3 separate regions of the Homo sapiens genome follow, and all the other regions are linked to region 3. The links are chromatin loops, found by intact Hi-C in ENCODE. Cell type or tissue: mammary epithelial cell. All regions are shown on one strand. Region 1 has its middle 200 kb from the start of ACTL7B. Region 2 has its middle 220 kb from the start of ACTL7B. Region 3 has its middle 280 kb from the start of ACTL7B.

Region 1 (8,000 bases), 71 kb before region 3:
AGGCGTGTGCTGTCACGCCAAGCTAATTTTGTATTTTTAGTAGAGATGGGGTTTCACCATGTTGGTCAGGTTGGTCTTGAACTCCTATCCTCAAGCAATCCACCCACCTCAGCCTCCCAAGGTGCTAGAATTACAGGATTGAGCCACTGTGCCAGGCCAGGGTTTTGTTTTTTATGATATATGTGAATGCCCATTCCTTTATTTAATCTTTACAAAAATGCTGCTTGATGGGCATTCTTATCCCCATTTTATAGATGAGGAAACAGAGTCTCAAAGAAGATAAGTAGCTTATAGAAGATGACTCACCCAGGAAATAGCAGAGATATGTCTCAACCTAGATTTCCTAAGCTCCAAAGACTCTGCTCTTGCTATTTTACTTCCCCACCCAGGGAGTAGTAAACTCTCAGGGAGGGTTATTTATTGAGAGTAATTTTTTTAAAGAAAAAACAAGTTGAATTATTCTCTTCAAAGACAGTAATCACATTATCTTAGGCATTCTGTTGGCAACATATCAGGAAGATTTGCGTATGTCATAGCCTAGGAGCTACACTTGATGTTTTGGAATTTATCTTGATCGTTAGAAAGCCACAGAAAATTGTAGTACATATTATGCTTCACAGCATAATCAACTAAACCAAACAAATTTTCAGTGGTAATAAACCAAGAAGACTTAGCCAAGAATTGGTATGAGTATGGACACTTCCCTAAGATGATCTTGCATGATATTTGTCTCCCTCTCATACTGGCTCGGAGTGCCCCAGTTGTATTTCTGACAGTAGTGCTACCTACATGGCTGTGTTCCTTACATGAAACATGCAGGTTATAGACCCCATCATACTCAGCGATGTGGGATTTAACTACACTGCAGCTATAGAACTTGGAGACAGGAACACTTTGCGAATTGTCTCCATTTTACTCCATAGCCTCAGGCTGGTGGTCCACCTGACAGGAGGTGCAAATGACTAAGAATGTCTTAAAGAGGATTGTTGGATGCAATTGTGCACTTCTGATGTGCATAATTCCTTTTCAGTAACATGTCACTCTATCTCAGTAACAGGAAGCATTTACCTTGGCCCTTGGATCATTTGTCTTTAGCAGAAGAACTGAGATGAATGGCATCATATACACTCCATTTTAAGTTTTGTTGAGGGAAATATAAACTTTTTAGTAAGGGAAATGACAACTTCATTCTCTTAGTCATGATTCAAGTATTCATTTAAATTTTCTTCATCGCACCTGTCACTGCCTGATAGTATCATGTTGATGTATTTGTTTCCTCATTTATTATCTGTCTTCTCCATCTAGAATGTGAGCTCTGAAAGAGCAAAGACCTTCTCTTTTCTGCATAACATGATACCTGCTGCACCTAGCACCATCCCTAGCACCTGATTAAGCACTTGGTAAATATTGGTTGAACCAATGAAGTACTGAAATAAAGTAAATTATTGAATTGGACTGGCATCTTGATACCCAAAGTCAACGTTCTCATAGAGGTATATAAAAAATGCAAAAAACAGACTAATTATGAAAAGATGATGAAATGAGCAAAATGAGTTATGAATCTATTATCTTCATCAGAGCCATGTTTTCTTATCTGTATATTGAGAATTATGGTGGTTACCTGGCAGTTTTTTGGGAGGATTAAAGTTAATGCATGTACATGTGGGTGGCAGGTAGTGGGCAGCTACTCAATGAATATTAATAAAGAATTAACAATGGAGCTAAGGGAAGGTGTGAGGATTATCAATCCACAGAGTAAAGAGGACATGTTCATGGGAATTCTACTTCCAATCCTCAAGTCTTATTTTGGCTTATATTCACATATTTCCTCATAATTTACAGAGCCCTTTTTCTATACTTATTTCACCTAATGCTCATGCACCACAGTCTTGCCTGGTGATTATAATTAGTCTTATTTCACTGATGGGAATCAGAGCTAGGGCTCCAATTTAAGTTTGGGGATTCCCAAACTTTCCTTCCCAGGTGACCTCCTCTGGTCATCGCCTTGTCTCCCTGGCCAGGCTTGCCTCCATAGCCCAATTTTGCATTTTTTTTGTGTGGAATTCAGACCAGGAGTCCCTTGAGGGCAGGGACTGTCTCTATTTTATTTTGCAAAATTCCAGATGCAATCTAGTTGCTCATGTGTTTATTAGTAAGAGGGTTATGCAAAGACATTGCATACCTGGTTAGTTTAATATGGGTTTAAGCAAACACACAGGCATTTCGTTTCCCTCTGTCCCCACCTCATCCATCGGCCTCCTCTTCCCCTGCAATCTGAATGCACCCTGTGTCAGCCAGTGGATTTGGTGGGGAAGGAAAGCAGGTAGGAGGGGGATGTCTCCTCCTGGACAGCACATCTCCTGTCTCTGCCTGGGCTTTTCCGTTTCTATCCTGCATCTCAATTCCAAAACACCAGATTTAAACCTTGCCTACTGGATGTAGAATTACCAAAAAGACAATCCTATTAAATTATAGATTGGAAATACAAGAAGCAAGGACTAGAGAAGCTTCAGGTTGGAAGGGACCAAAGAGGTCCAAAGAGCCAGAACTCCCACCCTCTTCAGTTGAATCACTTTTTATTGACTCCTGTGAGGTACAAGGTATTTGTCCTGCTATTCCCTCTCCAGCTGCAGGACTGATGGTTATTTCTATCATTCCTGGATTTTCTGATGAGTGGCAGTTCACCCACGAAGACAGTTTAGAACAGTGGTTAACAGTGTGGGTTTTAAAGCCAGAAAGACTTGGGTTCAGGCCTAGCGTGGTGGCTCATGCCTGTAATCCCAGCACTCTGGGAGGCTGAAGTGGGAGGATCACTTGAGCCTAGGAGTTGGAGATCAGCCTGGTCAGTATAGCAAGAAGTCATCTCTACAAAAATTTAAAAAATTAGCCAGGTGTGTGGTGCACACCTGGAGTCCTATCTTCTTGGGAGGCTGAGGTGGAAGAATCACTTGAGACCAGGAGTTCAAGTCTGCAGTGAGCTATCATCATGCCACTGCACTCCAGCCTGGGTGACAGAGTGAGACCCTGTCTCTTAAAAACAAAAAAACAAAAAAACGAAAAACAAACAAACAAACAAACAAAAACCTGAGTTCAAATCCTCAACCCTAAATTGATGATATTGTCTCTCAATGTTTCTAGCTTAGTGACCTCATACAAATTATGTCATTTCTGTAAACCTGTTTCCTCTTCTCTCCCACATGGGTAAAGCAACATTTTCCTCTTAGTTTTCACTGAATGTTAAATTGAACTGTTCTCTTAATTCCCTCAGGACAGAGTCTATGTGTGGTAGAACCCCAGTAAATGATAGAGATTCTGACCTTACAGGGCTAACAGGTCCATTTAAAAACTAATTTTCATTTTCAGAATATTTTTGAGCCATAACAATGCTTATCCTTTTTGATTAGTAATCAGTAAAATGAGGACAGTGGTACTTTGTTTCAAGAAAATTATTCTTGAGAATAACAAAGCTATAAGCATTAGGAAGTTTGTAGCACTGCTGTTTATGATAAGAACATTTTGGAAATGACTTTAAAAGCCTTATAACAGATAATGAAGTAAATTATTATCTATCTTTTCTGAGAGACGTTATGCTTCCATTATGATATGTAAAGACCATGAAACAAGATGGATAAAACGTATAATGTTAGATTTAACATGCTGAATCCAAAATTATATTTATATTATGATTATAAAATGTAAATATATTTATGCACGTGGGCAGTAATTGGTGGGAAAAATAGAAAAATGAAAAAAGTATTTTGGCTGATGAAATTCAGGGTGTTTTTTCATTTTAATTTTTATACACATCACTTGTATAATACATAAATACAATATTTATGTATTATAATAAATAGATATGCAAAATGATTTTTAGAGAAAAATACTCTTCTCTTCTCTTTAATAAGGTGGTGGCCTCTGACCAGAGCTTCCTTCTTCCCTGGCTGAAGAGCCACTTTATATTTTATGTTCTCCAGGACATGGTCTAAATCAGTGTAACCTTACACAAGATCACTTTGGTTGCTAGAAAATGATTTGCAAGTTGGCTTGGCTGGGAAGATCTAGAGCAGAGATTCTCGGACGTCTGATGTCCAGTTTTATAGGAGATGTGCCTTTAACCACTAAAGTTTCCCTCCTGATGGGCAAGTTATGACAAGGCTGGTGGCTAGGGTGGTGAGTAGATCTGAGACTAAAGCACCCTAGGAAGAGTTGAAAGAAATGGGTCAGTCAACTGCCTTCATATTTTTGTAGATAGCTCAGGTGGAAGAAAGACTAGACATGTTCTGTTTGTTTTTGGGACAATGAGTAGAAGATGTAAAGCAACAGAGTTTAGCTTGACATAAAGAAGACTTAAAGAAAATTAGTTACAGATGTCCAAAAGTAGGATGATCCAACTCAAGAGGTGGTAAGCTCACTGTTCTCAGAGGTGTTGCTGATGGAGGCTGAAGGCTCTGGTGGGGACATGATATTGGATGCGCTTGGAGGTGCTTTTCACACCTGAGATTCCTGACTCCTCCCTGAGCTCCATTCCTAGTTGGTGACAGCAAGTCTTAGGGATCCGCCCTCACCTCCTTTCTTGTCACCCACCCTGAGGCACTCAAGGGCATGACTCCCCATCACCATGTTTCAATATTGCCATTTTCAAAATAGGCAAGTTAATGATCTATTAACTAATCTCAGTTTACTGTGGGGATTAATGAAGATTAGTAAAGAAGATTGTCAAGAGATTAAATTTCCCTGAAGACTAATATTATAATTGGGCTGCAATTTAGGTGAGTCATATTAGAAGAAAGAGTTACAGATGACAAAATATTCTGACTCCGTGTAAATAATATTTATTTTATAAATTCATTCATTTATGAGATATTACTTGAGACCATATAAACACTAGGAATTTTCTCTAACATATGTGATATTGGATATATGATACCATATAATATGCAAACATAATTAAAGCAAAACTATTTTTTCCCCACAAAATCCTCCTGATTACTCTACATCAGTCTAAATCCCTTTTTATTCCTACTTTTTCCATCTTAGCTTGAATTTGTGGTCCATTTAATATTTTATGTTAAGCTGTATTTTCAGACGGATTCAGGGGTACTGTTCAGTCGTTAGCAAAGTACATGAATGATGATTTTGTTTTACATTATATAAAAAGTGAATATAATGATTTTGCTACTTTTCCAGATCATTCTAGTTTATGCTTGTATCTCACAGGTAAGAAGGCGTGAAACAACTAGGCAGCAGAACAGACAATTTTTCACTCTAGCTGCTACAATGAGGCAGCTTTTTTTGTGGTGGATCTTCAAGATGGCTGAGGCCAGCAATTATTCTTTTTTTCTAATAGCAAGAAGGTCTTTATAGGGCTTAATTTGGAGAGAAATTAGTTTTCCTTCCATTTTGAGATTTGCACATGTTTAAGGACTCATAAAAAGGAGCTCAAGGCATAGATAGTGAAAGCAAACAGGACAGGGAGACCAAGAACATCCCTTGGCAGTGATTTACCAAGGGCAGGGGTGATGCTGATGGAGGGGTCAACCTGAGGTGCCGGTGAGGATGAGGTGCGTGGTCTGTAGAGGATTTAAAAGCAATAATAAAACAGACTAAAAGTCAGTCTGCTTTTTATTATCACCATGCACTCAAAAATCTCAATGCCAATGATAAAACACTCCATGAGAAAATCTTTTCTTGTTCTAAGTTTTAAACAACTACTACGATGACTGTTAATAATATACAAGCTTCATATTAGCACAGTTTTATATCTTAGGCTTTTATGTCCATTGTTTTCTACATGAAGGTTAATTTGGAGAACTCCTAGTTATACAGTTGGTGTTCAGGACACAAGGACTCAGCTACATGCATTGGTTTTGAGGGTAAGTTCATAACGTTTTGGAATCTTTCGTGGTTGTTTCAGATGTGCTTTATGTCTCTAACGCCTGTAGCACTACCTATTCTGTTGTTTAAACAGAAGGTTGGAAATAAATAATGACAGCACAGTTATTATAAGGATAAAGAAGCAAAATCTAAGCTACATCAATTGTTTTAGTCTACACGACCATTTGGAGGTTGTATTTGTGCTGGAAATTTGCAACAGTGAGACAGAGTGTTCACTGTGAGGTGTAATATTTTTGTGTATTACGTACAAGTTTTGGTCCATATCTGAAATATTCTACTGTTTTGCCTAATATGCTTAAAATGGAAATTTATCCTTCTTTTGAATTGTTAATTGTTTTAAAGCTAAAGAATAAAGAAAATAATTATTCAGTGGTAATTATTAAAAGTAATTTTATTGTATAGAGGGAACGTTTCATAAAATGATCTGTTTCAGATGTCAAATTTACTAGGTCCACCACTGGTTTTTGGAATTAGGCAATTTTGGGCCAACTTCTATGAAACATTTGGTCAACTTACTGAATCATTCAAAACCTGAGCTTTCTCATGAATAAAATAAGTATCTCCTTTGTAGGGTTATTGTGATACTAAATGAGATAATGCATGTAAGTACGTAGAACAATACTAGGAACATAGTACATGCTCAATATAGGACAGTTTATCAGGAATAACAATAATAATAAAAAGGACACTTGTGGATTTCTGTGAAACACATTGCAGAAAGGCTTTGTATATTAAAGAGATCCAAGCTGAGATCTAAAAAATTATAGGTAGAGTCACTGAAAATTCTCTGAAAATAGCATAGCCTCCTTGTTATAAAGAAGTAACCATGCTCATTCATTCCTTCATTCGTTAGAAAACAAACCGTTTGGAGAGCGCATGCTCTATTTTAGGTTCTATCTTATAGTCGCAAATAAAACAGACCCAATCTTTATTCCTGTGAAAGCTAAATTCTAGCAAAGCCCTCATAGAATTAAAGTCCCTTCAGGTACCACTACCTGAACTAGGTAGACCCATGCACCATTTATAGTCAGAACTGTGGTGCCCACAGTAAGTGGGGAGTAAGCAGAATCAAAGCTCAGCAGTGGGGTGTATTTGAAAGAGCATGCGTTGTGCAGTCAGATTGAGTTCAATCTCAGTTTCTCCATGAACTGCATGACCTTGGGCAGGTCATTTCCTTTTTGCTATGATTTAGGTTCCTTATTTCTAGTACAGTGATCATAATCCCTGCCTCCCATGGTTCTTATGAGAAGTAAATATGAAAACCAGGATAATAGAGTAGAAGGTTGCTTTGTGGAAAAACTTAAAAAAAAAAAAACCCAAAAAATCAAAAACAACCCCTTTCCAAACCCCAAAACAAAACAAAGATAAATGACATAGTATCGTTCTGACGCATAGGGATACTCAATAGGTATTATTTCTCCTTTCTGTCTCCCCTTATCAAATTGTGCCTGACTAGAACCTAGCTCTGTTGGGTGCATCATTCCTTACACCTACATACACATGCATATGCACACACATGTATACATATGAAGACATCCCGTTTGGGATGACCACGGTTGGAAGGAGACTGATTGACATTTAAGGAAAATTACTCAGGGTTGCTGTCGGCTGTTCATTCTAGTTCTTGAAAGCATGCCTACTGATAGTATGTAGTCCACTCCATATTTACTATGGACTCTCTACTTTTCTCACCTACTTTTCCCAAACTATACATTTGGATGTTTGCCAACCTGATGTCTAGAATAAGTATCTGTTTGCTTCTGACAAAGTGCACATATGGATTTCTTAGACCAAATCTATTACATGAGGAGTATGCCAGCTTTAAGCACTGTTGGCCATTAGATTCTTTGCCACCTTGTAGAGAGAATTAGAGCAAACCAAGAGTCATAGCTTTTATTGACTTTTTCATAAATTTTCAGTCCACAGACATAAATTTCTTTGGGAAGAAAATCTATATCCCATGTAGACTAATGCTCACATAGAATCTAAACCTTAATATTACCATGGAAGTCAGCAGAGATAGTAGCAGTCCCTTGAGGGAAGAGATGATTTTCCATGGCGTAAGTGAGGTATCCTGATGCACCATTTTTATAAACGTGCATGAT
Region 2 (8,000 bases), 55 kb before region 3:
AAGCCATTTGATGAAGAGAGTCAGCCACACAGTGATGTGGCTGGAATGATGATTTGGTAAAAAAATGAAAAGTTTACAATCATCATTTTTTTTTTCCCCAGATAAGTCCAGTATTGGTACATTACAAGGGTGATTTTGTAGTTCTTGGGCTTCCTTCTTTTTGTGACAAGGAGAGAATGAAATAGCTATATATCTGATAATAGGCCATTCATTAGAAATGTTAAGTAACCAGTAATAGAGGATTTGTTGGAAGAACTTAATTGGCAAACATAGGGGATTCGTTGAAATAAATTAAATATCTTCTACATGCTCCACAAAAATAAAGTCATAGCCAAGTAAAAGGGTAAGCATAATTGCACGAAAAGGAATTATAAAAATTGTAATAGGGAAAATTGAATTTCTAACCTCACAAAATTCTGAATTCCAGGTCCTTTTCTTTTTTATTGACCTTTGTTTTTATTCATACTTATAAGCTTAGAAATGCAAACAACTAAAAAAGAGCATAGTCTGCCATCCCACTTGTCGGAAAATAAACTCTGCCAACATTTCTTTCTTTCTAGTTTGTGGACGTAGAAATAATCATTAATGTGTCTGTACCTGAATATAATATGTATGTTTATATGTTGGTATTTTTCTAACGAATATGTATGCATGTTGGTATTTTTCTACACAATGGATTTATGACATTTTTGGTATAAAACAAAGTGCTTGTAACCCAGACAATATTTTTTAGGTATTCCATCGCATTGGCCAATAAAGTGGCTCCAAAATTTGTGTCTTAAAATAGGAGTAATGCTTGAAAATATAATAGTAATAGTAATAAAGCAGGAAAATACTTTTCACACTGTGAAATATTTTGAAAAACAAGTAAAAGTGTTTAAAGACATCTAGAATGTTTCCCAAACTGCCCTACTATGCAGTCCGGTTTTCAGTACTTAGAGAAATCAGTGATTGGGAATCTTTACCTTTGAACGTGATTGTGGTTAATTTTTTGCATTGATTATCCTTCTTCTGTAGCTGGAAATCATTGTTAAGGTGAACCAGAAATGCCATAATATTCAACCAGGAAGCTCTAGGGTGGGTGATCAGCTCATCCTAGTTTGCACAGGACTGACTGGTTTTATTTATTCCTTCATTTTTTCAACTCACATAATCAAAGGTTTAATGCACAGATTAATAACATTAACAAATCAATAAACAGAAGACAATTCATAAAAAATATGAGTAAATAGGATATGGATAGCAGTTTATAGAAGAGGAAACCCATTCTGATAAACCTATGAAAATGTGCCCAACCTCACTAGTAGTGAGGAGATTCACATTTAAATCATACATGATACACTATTTTCTATCTATAGTGTAAAGTGGCAGCAAGGATGTGGCAAATTAGTATCTTACACATGCTGTTAAGCATGTGTAATACCCACAGACATACTGGTGGACACAAAATTTGTAAAATTCAAGATATGTACATTTCTTCATTACCAGAAATTTTACTTCTAATAATAGATCCTAGAGAGATCTTTGCTCTTGTGTATAAGGAAGACTTGTTTTAAAACTAAAAATCCCAATTCCTGGGAATCCATTCAGTCCCTGGCAAACCAGGACTGTTGGCCAACCCTTTAAATCTCTTTCCTCTGAAAGTTGGGGAGTAGTGTAACACCTTTTACCGAAAGAGTGAAGGCATGTCGAAGAGCTGTCTGTGGGTCTAGCAGGCAGCTAAGTGAAACGTATCTGTTTTGTCTCTTGCATTTGCAAGGGTCGCTGCAGCAGCAAACAGAGAAGGAAATAATTAGGACAGATTTAAATGCTGACATTTGGTGATTCAAAGGAAAGCAGCAAAGGCCTACCCAGGGATCCCTGCTGCCTTTTGGTCTAGTCATACCATGCTGTGCACCTTTCACGACTCCCTTTGAGCCCATCTAATGAGGGTTACTTCCTGGAGAAGAACTTTCTAAGGCAGCAAGACATGGGAAAAGGAGAGCCGAGACAATAGGATCCACAGAACATAAGATGTTCCTACTTGCTGATGTAAATTAGAGATTTCATGATTAACAACATGTTATGTGGCTCAAAAAGAACCAGAACACAAGCAAAAGGAGGACAGTAAGAAATGTTTGCCCAAGAAAAAACTGGAAAGGGAAACAAAACAGAAACAAAACCAAGAAGCACAAAACACGTCCTTAAAAACAATCTCAGAGGGGTTATTCTCTGCTAAGGAAGGGGAATATCCAGGAGAAGCATGGGAAACAACTGAAAGAGAAGGAGGAGAATGAATAGCCCAGACAATCCCTCACAGTGGATGTTGGCACATTTTGGACTTGGATGTCCAAGGATGGATGTGCATGACTTTCTTTGCTTGGAAAAATGTTTGGGTATCTGCCTTTAACTAGAAAAGACTTAAGGATGATTTACTTCGTTAAACAGGTGTTGCTTTGTTGTATTTAAAGAGAAATTCGGTGTCAAGCAAAAAAAGTGACCTAGTAATTATTTCCCCAAATTAATACCAAAATCTGTTCTACAGATATCTGAGTGAGTTTATCTCATGTCAGATCTATCTATGTATCCATCGATCTATTTATCGATTGATCCATCCAACATCTAGTTTGTCTTGTTTTATCTATTTGCAATTTGGTTTTAAAAGTGAACCCAGGCCTTCTGCTTTAATCCAAGAGAGAGTAAAGGGACTGGATTTATGCACCTGCTTAAAAGAACCTCCCGAACCAGACAAAATATATGAAACAGCAGTTTCATGACACTGGACATCAGGCATTGAAGTCTCTTTGATCCCTAAGAGATAGGAAACAAATGAGATGAGCCCTGTGAATGTTCCGGTTTACTGCCTGGAGTAATTTCCAGGTTGTGATGCAGGGAGAGATAATATCAAAGAGCCCAGAAAATGCTATAGCTGAAGAGCTGAGTTATTTTTTAAGAGTCTGAACTACAAAGAAATCTGCTGACAGGAGATGGATAATTTTCTCCTATCCAAGTACTAACCAGGCCAGACCCTGCTTAGCTCCCAAGATCGGATGAGATTCAGGGTGGTATGGCCATGGACAGATGAAGAATTTTCTGTAGGACTTCTGCCAACTCTCCTGTAAGGAGGCAAAGTCTCTGGAAGTAAACCTGCAGGGGGCAAAGTGGAGGGGCAGCAGATAAGAAGCAGAACTCCACAGAAGGAGGAGGAGCAAAACCAGGGCTGTCTAAGGGCTTCATACCAGGGATTGGTAGTTAATACCAGAGCCACAGTGTGGCTTGGCTGGTAAATTATTTGTAGCTTGTTTGTGGTATTTATGTTTAAGGACATAATGAACTGTATACAATTCATTCTACAGGATGGGGTTCTTTTCTCTCGAGTTCCTCTTTTGTTTTTAAAAGTCCTTCAGGAATAAAAGCCTCCTTCATCAGCTTGCAAGGAGGAAGGCTGAACTGCGTGTGACCCAACAAGCTCCCTTATCCTGATGCCTTGAGTATGTGCTGCCCTTCCCAGGAAAGGGGTCTAAGGAGGGCTCACTCTTGTTTTTATCTGACTGTAGCTTACGAATAACCTTCACTTGGCTGGTGATAAGAATTATGGAAGCACAAGGGAGGTGAAAAAGGAAAATGTAAGTGGAAGAAAAAAATGTAAAAGGAAGAAAAAGACTAAATGAAATCCATGGATGCGTTTCCTTGTGTGTGCAGGAGAGTGAGTACATGTATATAGTATTCTTCCCAAACTGAGGTGGGATTTTTCTGGAAGCTTACACCTCAGAGATTTCCTAGTACTTTAGATTAATTTTATATTCATATACATATAATATATATCTTATAATTAGGTTAATCTCTTAGTAATATTCTTAAGTAAAAAACTTGAATTAAATAAAGGTGAGTCGAATTCCTACTATGCACACATCATAGAGTCAGAAAAAGGTGCGTCTCTTCTCTGAAGGCTTTTATGGTCTGGATGTGAGGGGCTGGCAGAATTGTCGATGGGGACAGAGTTGAGGGAGGCCACCAGGCAGGCACACACATAACCAGATGGAATGTGGGAACTAGAGCCAGAATTGTTCTTCAGTGGTTTCATGAGAGCGACAGAGTTTTCTGATTTTTAGGAAGCAAAGATGACCTTATATGGATTTCTACCCAAGTGAGAAATCATACCTATGAATCACGTGGGGATCCAGAGGCTCGAGCAGTGCCCCACACGTGAAATGTCTTTTGTGGCTTCAATGTAAAAACAAAGTTAAGCACCGGGATATAGGACAGGCATTTTCTGAAATGTCATGATTATACCATAGATAGCTGGGAACATAATGAAATTATTTTGGCATCTTATGTGTGATGTTAGTGATGAGGCTTGAGTAAAGAGTCACGTTCCTGGGGTTGGTATGTCAGGCCAACACCCCAAATTCCCATCAAGTTTAATCCTGTGGTGGTGGAAGTTCGCTTTCAAGTTTGGGTTGAGTCACTGTCATGATGACTCTCCATTCAAGAACTGTGGCATTTTTGGGCCCTAGAATCAGAAGCAAGTGTGAACTGGTATTTGTGAAATTTTCCAACTAGAAGCACTGGCTGAGGTGGGTAAATAGGGGAGAGGCGTCACTGGGCAGAATGGCAGACATGACGCTGAGCATTGTTCTAAAAGGGGCACAGCAGCTGTTGGTCAGAGGAGGGTTAACGGGCAGGCTTTGTTAGAGAAAAATATTTTATAAAGTAATAAAAGTCAAAGGGCAGTCTTGCAGAAAACATCGGCTTTGTGATTAATGTATTCAGCTACTAATTATTCAGGGGAGGTTGTCTGTCTGTCCAGACTTACGTGTTAGGGGCAGCACTGTGAGTCACTGGGATTTGGTTGTTACAACCAGAAAAACCAAAGTGGGTTTTAGGATTAGGGTCCCTTGGGATTAGCAGAGTCCCTACTAAAACAGCTTAAACATCCAAGGGTTTATTTTCTTACATAAATGCAGTCTGGGAGTAGGTTGTCCTGTGCTTGCAACAGCAGCTTCACAGAGTCATCAGGGACTTGGACTCCATCCAGGTTATAACATTTCCATCCCGAGGGCGTGGCCTTGTTCTCACAGCCTGAGATGGTGGCTGGAGCTCCACCTGTTACAATCCGGGCAGTGAGAAGAAGGGAAGACCGGAGGACCCTTCCCTTCCTCTTAAGGACACTTCCTGAAGTACCACATAGTACTTAAATCTCATAGGTCAGCCTTAGTAAAAAGGCCACATCCACCTTTTAAGGAGGCTGGGAAATACAGTCCTTTAACTGTGTACATGGTTGCTCTGAATAAATTCAGGAGTTTGGGATTTTCTTACTAAGGAGGGGGAAAACAACAGATTTTGGGAGGTGACTGTCATCTTTGTCAAGGATGCTTGCAATCAAATGATGAAAATAGACAGAAACACCATGCACCAAATATGTATTCCAAGTGATAGAAACCAGTTATCATTCATTTAGTCATTTGCTTCATTCATTTATTCACTATTTAATAAGCACCAAATGATGCATTGGTCTGGGGAAATGAAGAGGCCACTCCGGACTCTAGAATGACTCCTGGGAATCATGACTTAAAAGGAAAGCCATGACCTTTAATTAGAATAATCCTATGTGGGCTGGGTATGGTGGCTCACACCTAATTCCCAGCAATTTGGGAGGCTGAGGCAGGCAGATCACTGGAGGTCAGTTTGAGACCAGCCTGGCCAACATGGTGAAACCCCATTTCTACTGAAAATACAAAAATTAGCCAGGCGTGGTGGCATGCACCCGTAATTCCAGCAACTTGGGAGACTGAAGCAGGAGAACTGCTTGAACCCAGGAGGTGGAGGTTGCAGTGAGCCGAGATTGTGTCACCACATTCTGGCCTGGGTGACAGAGTAAGAATCCGTCTCAAAAAAAAAATTAATCCTATGTGGGGGGATTTGGAACAGAGATTATCTGCAGGCTTATACTGTAACTCTGGGTAGATTCTTAGTGTCTGTTACGCTTGCAGAAGAGTTTTAAGTTGCCCTTTTGAAATGATCAAGTTGGTTTTTGTTGTTGTTTTGAGACTGAGTCTCATTCTATCAGGTAGTGGTGCAATCTTGGCTCACTGCAACCTCTGCCTTCCTGCTTCAGCCTCTCAAGTAGCTGGGACTATAGGCACCTGCCACCATACCTGGCTAACTTTTGTGTTTTTAGTAGAGACAGGGTTTTGCTGAGTTGGCCAGGCTGATCCCAAACTTCTGACCTCAGGTAATCTGCCTGCCTTGGCCTCCAAAAGTGCTGGGATTACAGGTGTGAGCCACCGTGGCTGAAATGATCAAGCTTTTTGTCAATTCCAATGAACAGAATCATTCATAAGATCATAACTTGTAGATGAAAATTGGTTTCCTCAGAAAACTTTCACAGCAGCCAAATACTAGAATGTTCTCTGTTATGGTGAACTAAATTTTACGTCACCTCCATCCTTCTCATCCCCTAACTCAGAACTTATGTGCATCCAATTTTATTCTTGTCTTTGAGGACTACCTAGAACAATTCTTGAGACTATCTTCTCCTCTGCTCACCATCTTTCTGCTGTTTTCTGAGACTTCATTTTTTCCAAACTAAAAGCCCAAATACTCCTTCAACTGTTCCCCAAATAACATGATTTGGGAAAAGAAATGAAGAGGGAAATAATATTTTTGTGGAGGCTTACTATGTCCTGGACACAATGCTAGAGGTTTTATATACATTATCTCAATCTTCACAGAGTCCCAGTGAATAAAGGGTGATATTCTTCACATTTTGCAAGTAAGGACCCAAGTTCATGGAAATAACGTTCACCAGTTATCTTTCTAAGCTCTTACGGTCACTCAATGAGCAGGCAGGATCTGACTCTGACCTGTTGGGAGACGTGGACTGTGCTTTCCCACCATATGTTGCTGGTCCATCTTCCTGGTTACTCGATTTTGAAGATGCTAGTTTCCTTAGCTGGAAGATAGAACTCATTCCCTGCCTACCTTATGAAGAGAATTCAGGTAAGACCAATGCACCTGGAAGTGGACATTTCCCTTCCTCAAGCATAGACAATGTAGGCTGGTTGTGACATGGTTGTGATAATTCTGTGCACTTGGTGGGTAGGAAGATATGGGAACAGAATCCTTAGAACAGTAGAGGGGGACAAAATAGGTCTGGACCCCGGTACAGACATGAGGACTTCTTGAAGGGTGTCTTAGTTGAGTAATATTGTCAGCAGCAGGTGGCTTTATGGGGATTGAAGGCTGGGCAGCTCTTCCTTCCCTTAATGGGGATGATGAAGCTGTGCCCACTGCGTCACTCAGCTGCTTTCATACAGCTAAATCATTCCACCCTTTATCTACATTAGAGGAACTTATGTCCTCTGCCTGTGCCTATGGTATTTTTCTGCCAGTCATCATTGTACTTGTCAAAGTGCCCTCTATCTTCACCAAATAGTTTATAAGAATGAGTAGTGACAACAGGGCAGTGTATTGGAAACTGCCTCATTAAAATAATGAAGCTCTGATGGAAATACTGGTTTGTGTGATTTCATCTTCAAAGACCACTATATCACAATTTCTCTCTAATTTTATAGGGAAGGGAACTGAGGCCTAGAGCAGAGCCATTTAGCTAGCTGGCTCTTAAGATAAGTTTGTTTAGAGTCTCCCAATTTAAACATGTCACTGTAGGCATCGTTTAATTTTTAGTGACATTTCTGTGGTCAGTGAAACATGGTGTGTAAGATTGCCTGCCATCTGTGTGACTTTGGGTGAATGATTAGCTTCTTTGAGCTTCTGTTTCCCCATCTTAAAATGAGGATAATAAAACTACCTATCCTCAAACAATTGTTATGAAGATGAGGATGATTATTATGAAGCACTTAGGATGGTGACTGGCACATATTAAGTAGTGTATTAGTCTATTCTCTTGCTGCTAATGAAAACATACCTGATCCTGGGTAATTTATAAAAGAAAGAGGTTTAATGGACTCATAGTTCCATATGGCTGGGGAGGCCTCACAATCATGATGGAAGGTGAA
Region 3 (8,000 bases):
ATTCACAATTTAAACACACATGGTTTTATCCAAGTGTAGTCAGTTATGTGAAATATGACATACTGTAGCACCTTAAAGGAAAAGATGCGTGTACTCATGGATACAAGAGATATAAATTTATCTCTTTTGTTCATAAACTACACCTCATATACAAAGCCCTGGGAAGACTGAAAAACAAAATAAAACACAAGACAACAACAGAATACAGAGAGGTAAAGCTCTGATTGCATCACTGTTCACAATATCCCATCCAATGCCAGACTACTTAAACAGCTACTCCTTAAGTGCTCTTATATCAAGATAGCAGTTTCCAAAGAGTTGAGACTTTTTATTCTTGTGTTCTAGATGAGAGCTGTCTAAAGGAAATAAAATGCAAACCACATAAATAGTTTAAAAATTTCCAGCAGCTACATTAAAGAAAAAGTAAAAAGCAGTGAAAGTAATTTTAAGGATATATTTTATATATATCCATAAAGTTATTTTAGCACATAATCAACACAAAAATTATCAGTGAGATATTTTGCATTCTTTTTTCAACGAAGTCTTCAAAATCTGGTGTATATTTATATCACACCTCGATTCAGACAGCCACATATCCCAGGTGCAATAGCCAGATGTGGTGAATGGTTACTGTATTGAACAGGGCAGCTCTAGATTTTTCTGTGTGGGATTTTGGTACTCAGCAAGACCTGGGTTTGAATACCGATTCCATCCCTTATTTTGTGCATGACTTTGAACAAGTTACTGTCCTGCAGAGTTGTCATGAGACTTAAATGATATGAGTCGCATGAAAGTGCACCTCTCCTAGCATCTGCCTATAGTAAGTGACTGCTGGTTGTTATTCTCGTTCCAACTATTTAAAATAAAGGTGAAAGGTGGGGTGGGAGGAAAGGCAGAGGTATTAGCAGCAGTAACACCTGGATGGATCACCCCACTCCAGGAACTGGGCACAAAAAGCAAGGACTGAATGGTTAGAGAGAGGGCGAAGGCACTGAGCTGGGTGAACAGATGGAGGCCAGGGGGCATTTTCAGATTAGGGCTACGTGGTTACTACCTGGACACTTGAAAAGCTGAATCATCTGTCTTTTTCATGCCAATCTTAAAGGTTAAACAATGTCACTCTGTTCAGAGATCTATCAGGGATGATGAAATGACTCAAAATCATGCCTCATGATTGAAGGTTGAATGAATGGTTGAAGGAGTTGATTATATTTCTATTCTTTTAAACTATTTTTTTTTTTGAGACAGGGTATTACTTTGTCACCCAGGCTGGAGTGCAGTGGTGCAAAGATGGCTCACTGCAACCTCGACCTCCCGGGCTCAAGTGATCCTCCCACCTCAGCTCCCCAAGTAGCTGGGACTATAGGTGCGCGCCACCACGTCTGGCTAATTTTTATATTTTTATAGAGATGGGGTTTCACCGTGTTGCTCAGGCTGGTCTCAAACTCCTGAGCTCAAGTGATCTGCCCACATCGGCCTCCCAAAGTGCTAAGATTACAGGCGAGAGCCACTGTGCCCCGCCTATGTTTCTATTTGAAAAAAGAGAGATTGGGGAGAACACAGTCTTTATCTTCAAATAAATCAGCTTTGTCTGGCATTAAGAAGCAGAACTAATGTGGAAACTACAGGAAGGAAGAGCCCAGCTCAACCCAGAAATAACTTTTTTTTTTAAAGCAGAGATATTCTGAAAATGTGATGAGTTGCCCTGTGAGGTTATAAGCATTTTGTCGGAAGATGAGCTACCACTTTACCACTTGGTAGGAACACTGTGAGGAAGGATCAAATGAAGCAGCAAAGCACTGTGATAATCTTTATATTATCATTATTGCTCATATTAGGTAATGGTAAATGCAGTGACCACTTAACGTGAGTATAACTGGACAAGATGAGCAGTGAAATTCTTTGAATCCTCATAGTCTCTCAACTACTACTCCTTCCTTGGGAATATTGCCTAATTATTCAACATTGGACTCTCTTTTTTAAGGATATGACATATGGAAAGTTAAGCTCTGGCTGTAAGAAGAGTGACTTCCCAAGAAGCAAAGTGAGTGTCTTTCTTGCTCCAGTAAACATTTCAGTCCTAGCCACGCTGGCAACACCTTGTCTCCTAGCTTGATGGACCCTGTGTGAGTTGGGATACTGTCCCACATTGCAGGTTCATGGGACACATTCTGTATCCTCAAGATACTCTCTCCTCTTGGTTTCTGGGGTCTTTATCCCCATTTTCTTATTTCTGTCCCTCTCTTCCCAGATTCCTACTCCTCACCTCCAGGGGTTTTTGAGGGTCTATCTCAGGCCCCCTTCTCTGCTCTCTGTCCCCACTCTTCCATGGTGATCTTACCGATTCTCTTGGTCCTGCTCTTAACTGCCACATCTTTTCTTTCTAGTTAAGATTATCCCCCTTAGTTGCCCACTGGAAGTTCTCACCTGATGTGTCAGAACTCATCTCACCCAACATCATGAGAGACGCCCTCGTCCTCTCCCTTGTCCCAGTTAGACCCTGAATTCGTTCCTAGGTTCCTCCTTTTTGCCTCCTGTAGTCAGTCCATCACCAGGAACTGTGGATTGGGTCCTGTCTACATTTCTGCTCCTCTTCCTCTCTCCTCTCTCCCCGGGGCCTCTCCTGTTGTCTTCTTAACACAGTGACACACATCATTTTCTTCAGGGCCCTAGGACTTTATAGAGGGGGCTCAGGCATGATCGTGCTGTTGAAAGGAGGCCCAGTAGCCCCCTTCCTGGCCCTAGATCCTACCTTCCACCAAGCGGCTGTGCTTTCATCTGTGTCACACCATGAGGGCCCACTTAAGATTTGGCTTGGAACAAAGGGTGCTGATATATTTAAAAAACAAGCAGGAAAATCACCCTTTTGCTGGCTTTCCAGCCTGTAGGCACCTTTCTCTTCCAAGGCATATTCCAAGCACACCAGAGAGATTTTTTTAAAGTGAAAGTTTAATCATGTCATAGTCACCTTTAGAACATTTCCTTGGATCCCTATTACCTACAGGGTAAAGGTCAGCTTGCCTATTAAGACTGCAGTGATCTGATCCTTGTCTCTCCCTTCACCTTTCTCTAAGAGTGCCCCTTCCCTCCCATGGTCAGATAATTTTTGATTCCCTGAATAGTAGGATTGTATCAGGCATTTGATCTCTTAGCTTCATGGGAATTCCTCCGAGCTACCATCTGCCTGGTAAAAGTCAGCCTATCTTTTAAGACTTGGTTCAAGAGTCATCTCCTCTCTGAAGCTGTTTTTAAAAAAATGTTTATTTTTAAAAAATTTTATGGGCACATAGTAGGTATATGTATTTTGAAGCTTCCTTGTTTGCACAAGCAGAAATAGCTGTTCCTGACTTTTGTTCCCATTCTCTGTACCTTATATACAGGTACCTGCAACATGTAGCACTCTGAATGGTTTGTCTCCTTCCCCCATCCCATAGTGAGCAGGAAACATGGCTGTCTTGATTGTATTTGTTTACATAGTGGCCAGCACAGGGCCTGGCCTGTAGTAAGTGCTTAGAAAATGTTGACTGAGAGGAAGTTTGAACCCAAGGCTTAGATCTCAAAGAATGAAGCTGTGCAGATGGACTGGTACTAAGCCCCTTTACAGGAGGCAAGAGGTAATACTTTCTTTAAGTTTTCCATTGTGGCAGTAGACTATATAGCAACGAGCAGACCTTCTGACACCTGACATTAGTTTGTAAATGCATTTGTTTCTATGAACCTAATACAATCAAATCAGATTCTGTCCAGTTTTCCTGGATTTGATTTTTGGACAATGTCTTATCTTAAATAAATTTAAAAAAAACCAGAAATATGATTTGTGCTGAGTTTTGTACCTATAAACTCATTTTACTTTCTTTATCTTGCTTGATATTTACAACAATCTCATGAGTTGGGTGGGGTTGACGATACTGGAATTTTGCAGACATATGGAACCAAATGCTCAGATATCACACGACTTGCCCAGAGTCACACAGCTGGTAGCTAATAGGGTCGGATATTTAAGTCTTTTTATTTCAAGGCCAGTTAATTATTCATGTGCATCTGAGGTTCCCACTGCCACTAAAGCAGCACCCTTCTGTTTTGTTGAACATGACAGAGAAATAGGTCACTGGGGTCAGAAAAAATATTCTTATTGACACACCTGTCTGACACTTGCTCATTGGGAGACAGGGGTTTTCCATCATTTTGTTGACTTGCTCCCCCATTCCTTGCCTCTAGGCTTCCCTGTGTGGGGCTGCCAAGACCTTGCAATGGTCATTGCAATTTGTTGACAAATAACAATGATGCTCCTTGTCTTACTGTCAATTTTACATCCTCTGGGTTTGCCAAGAGAGCCCGACATGCCAGGAAGGGCTTTGTTGTGGTCTGTGACTCACTGTGTCACTCCCCTGCCGCTCCCTGGGTGCAGGCTATTACAGTTTGCCAATTGCACAATTTCAGAACATCTTTGGGTAAATTGGCAGAGGATGAAAAAAAAAATCCCAACTCAACAGACCAAGGATTCAGCCACTGCTACATGAAGCAAAAGGCATATCACCATAGGAGAGTTACTCTAATCTCATCTGCAAATTGCTTCTGTCATCATCCAGAGATTTATGGAGGCCTTCATTACTGGAGGGAAACCATTTTTCCTAAGTGGTCCCATCAACAAGGTCTTGAATGTCCTGTGGAATGACAGATGTGAGAAGGAGAAAGGACCCTTCTTCCTTATTCGGAAGTAGCTCAGTTCAAGTCCTGTTGGTGAGAGGCGCTGCTCGCACGGCCTGCTCAGAAGTTACCTTAGGTGTTTAAGATTTGGTTCTTCTGCTCAACAGTACCCGAGAGTGTCATTTTTGGAGGGTGTGTGTGTGACTTTATTAAGACAGCAAAAAGGTCATTTGTAAATTGGAATTTCAGTAGGAAATAAAGCACTTCTGTTTCTTCATAGGTAATGTATATGTGATAAATCATAAATTGTCCATAGGTGTGACTAGAGTTTATCTCAATTACAATGTTAATTGCCACTCAGTCTTCAAAAGGTCACTGGTAAAACTCTTAACCTGGAGAGGTAAAGGGAGTTAGTGTCTGGATATGATCAGTATCCTCTCCTTCCACCACCATCTGCTTCATGAATGCATTCACTGGTTATTGGATAAGTGCCTGCCCTGTGCCATCCCTCTGAACAGGATGCCTGAGGGTCCATAGTGAGGAATGAGATACAGTTCATGTTCTTAAGAAGCTCCAAAGAGAGAGAGACAGATCTAGGAACAGATCATTGTAATACACCGGGCTAAGTGAAGAATCTGAAATACCCACAAGATGCTTTGAATGTAGAGAGGAACATTTCCTAGCATGAGGAATCAGGGAAGTTTCTTGAAGGAGGCGATGATGCTTAACATGTCTTAAGCAGAACTTCCCTTGGATTTGTACAAGAAGGATCCCTGCCCTGGGCCCCAAGACTTAGAGGGCCCCCCTCTGGCCCTCCTCCAGCTGTACCTGTCCCCATGGATGGAGGAGACCATTTGTCTAAGAGGAAGACCCATCCACACCCAGGACTTGTGCCCCTCCACCTCTTCTAGACCACACTCCAGATAGTTTGAACCCTGAATTTTATGCCCCAACAACTCAGAGCCTACTTCTGGGTCCTGTGTGAGCCTCTTTCCCAGGTCCTTGGGCTGACTGCATCACTTGGTGAACCCCTGGGCCTGAAAAGTGGTCATATAGAGTGTTTGGGGAAGACACAGATGACGTTTGGACATTAGGGCTAGAGCAACCAGTTATATGCATGGAAGGTGGACAGAGCACTGCAAGACAGAGATATGCATGGAAAAGAAGAAAGCAGCTCAGGGTGAAGGCAAGGCTCTCTCTCCTGTGTCTCCTGGTTCTAGTGCAGAGCCCTGAGGTGTCCCAGAAGTCTAAACTTGAGCCTAGCCTTCTAGATTGATAATGCATATTTTTCATGGTAGGAGAATAGAGCATATTTCAGTCAACAGGAAGCTAGCTTGACTTATAACTTTTCAATAGTTGAGCCATTTGCTACTTGCGCCTCTGTTTCAACTTCTGTCCCGGGCCTTACAAATCTTAGGGATCTGCCTGATCTTAGGACTGAGTGTGGTATATCCAGGCTGTACACTGATTTAGGTTTTTAGGTATGAATGAGACCTTTAGCCCTCAAGGGGCTCCATTTTATTGGGGATACAGGCAAGTGACCAATCACAGTAATAGGTACTGACAGAGCAGTATGAGTGTGCTTAAGATCACAGTAACATGTTGAAAGGGTAGTCTATACATGAGGGATGGAGGAGAGAGAGAGAGCTGTTCTACTGGAGAAATGAGAAGCTGGTTAGAAAAGCTTTGTAGAGGAGCTTTTCAATTTGAGCCTTGAAAGATAAGTATGTGAGTCTGGTGTGAGAGTGCAGAAAGAAATTTTAGGAGAGACCTAAAAAAAAAAAAAAAAACCTTGATATTTCAACACAGTGGGAGCACAGCGTGTGAGCAGAGAGAGAAGGGCAGGAGCTGAATCATGAGAGGTCTTATAGGTCCTGCTAAGGAGGGTCTTACCCTGTAGGCCATGGGGACTTCTTAATGGTTCTAAGTAGGGGAGTGGGGGTGGTTAGCTCCCCCTCTTAGAAAGATCCTTCTGGCGACTGAGTGGAGAGCAGATTGGAGGGTCCAAGCTTGGGTTTCAGCCTCTCTGCTCAAAGTCTGTTCTCATGTGTGCGTAGATGTGCCCGTCAGACTTCTGTTGGGCAAGTTCAGCAGTTTGCATCCCAGATACTAGAATCGCTTGGGGGATCATTTAAAAAACATCAATGCCTGGCCCTGGCACAGACTGATTAAATTAGAAGCTTTGGGGCTTAGTTGTCTATAATCTTTAGAAGTGTCCCAAGTGACTCCTGTGCACACCGAGGACTGATAACCACTGTGAACAGTTTCTATTTGGCACCATATAGATTGGTGTGAACTGATTATATTTAGGAGGTCCGCGCTAACCCCCATCCGCTCTGATATGCAAATATTTCCTTCCCTGTTTCTTGTGCTTTGGTGATTGGAGGGATATTTATAAACATTTCTGGCTTTACTTGGGAAAAATGACTTCTGGTTTTGAGTGCCACATGGAATAGCCTCTCTTACGACCCAGAAGTTCTTGCCTTAATGGTGGATTCCCATTTCCCACCTGCAAAGGTCTCCATGGGCTGCAGAAGCTGGGAGTGAAAATCGCCTACTTGGTACTCCTTTTGGATTTTGCAACTTAACTGTTTCATATCCACCCACAGGTAGGTTCCCTTCAAAATTGGTTGCCTCATTTCTCAAAGGAGTATTTGCCTGTTGGGCTTAAAAGAATGCCCTTACATGTCAAAGCCCATGGAAACACCATGGTGGCAAACTCCCTTCCACCTACCTGTGCAGAAGGTGAGTAATGCATGAGCTTGGCGGTACGGAGTGTCCCAATCCCATCTGAACTGAGCTGGAACTCAAGGGAAAGTCTATCTCCTTCTCGGTTGCCCCCACAGCTAGGGCATCATGGAGATGACTGCCCTGTCAGATCCTCTTACAGGCACTGTGGTCCTCTGTAGAGTACACTTGGATCATCATTGCCCTTGAGTCCTAGGTAGTGGGAGAAGGCTTTCTCAGAGAAACTTCCTACTCTGTCCCATGTCCTAGAGTGGACAAGTGCTGCAGAGGGAAGGTGGAGGACCTTGAATTTGGGAGAGCATGAAGGTGGGGCCTGAATCCACCATATCTAACACTTTGCATATATTAGGGAGGTGCTAATTTGTGAAACGAATGATTGGAAGACATATCCATGAAACTGGGCCACCACAGGGAGCAGGCTGGCCCCTTCAGTGCAAAATGTGGATATCTTTTTTCCCTTCCTGTCCCTAAGTGAAAGATTAGGTCACATCCCCCCATGTAGCTGGAGGAACAGAGGTCTCTGCAAGATCTGGGTTCAACTAAAGGGCTTAATTAGATAACTGGAAAGTCTCCTCTAACTTCAAGATTCTAGAACTCTGACTATA

The links. A loop is a pair of places that touch in the nucleus more often than their neighbours do. Peaks named below come from ENCODE experiments on the same cell type or tissue, not always from the same donor. Only the 100,000 strongest peaks of a DNase experiment are listed, where the experiment ranks them.
Region 1: it touches region 3 in a loop (3-fold over the local background); 2 of 110 quality-filtered maps call a loop at or near these places.
Region 2: a loop joins it to region 3, with 4 times the contacts of the local background. A loop is called at or near these places in 5 of 110 quality-filtered maps.

The regions. Positions count from the first base shown.
Region 1 is chr9:108,647,177-108,655,176 of GRCh38, reverse strand. No RefSeq gene overlaps it. Among named protein-coding and RNA genes, the nearest start is that of ACTL7B, 200 kb to the left of the region's middle. In mammary epithelial cell, no CTCF peak of the experiment used is centred here; a DNase peak (open chromatin) is centred at 4,136.
Region 2 is chr9:108,631,376-108,639,375 of GRCh38, reverse strand. No RefSeq gene overlaps it. Among named protein-coding and RNA genes, the nearest start is that of ACTL7B, 220 kb to the left of the region's middle. RefSeq lists an enhancer at 3,918-5,117. In mammary epithelial cell, no CTCF peak of the experiment used is centred here; DNase peaks (open chromatin) are centred at 4,425 and 5,005; H3K27ac peaks cover 2,475 bases.
Region 3 is chr9:108,576,521-108,584,520 of GRCh38, reverse strand. No RefSeq gene overlaps it. Among named protein-coding and RNA genes, the nearest start is that of ACTL7B, 280 kb to the left of the region's middle. In mammary epithelial cell, no CTCF peak of the experiment used is centred here; a DNase peak (open chromatin) is centred at 4,360.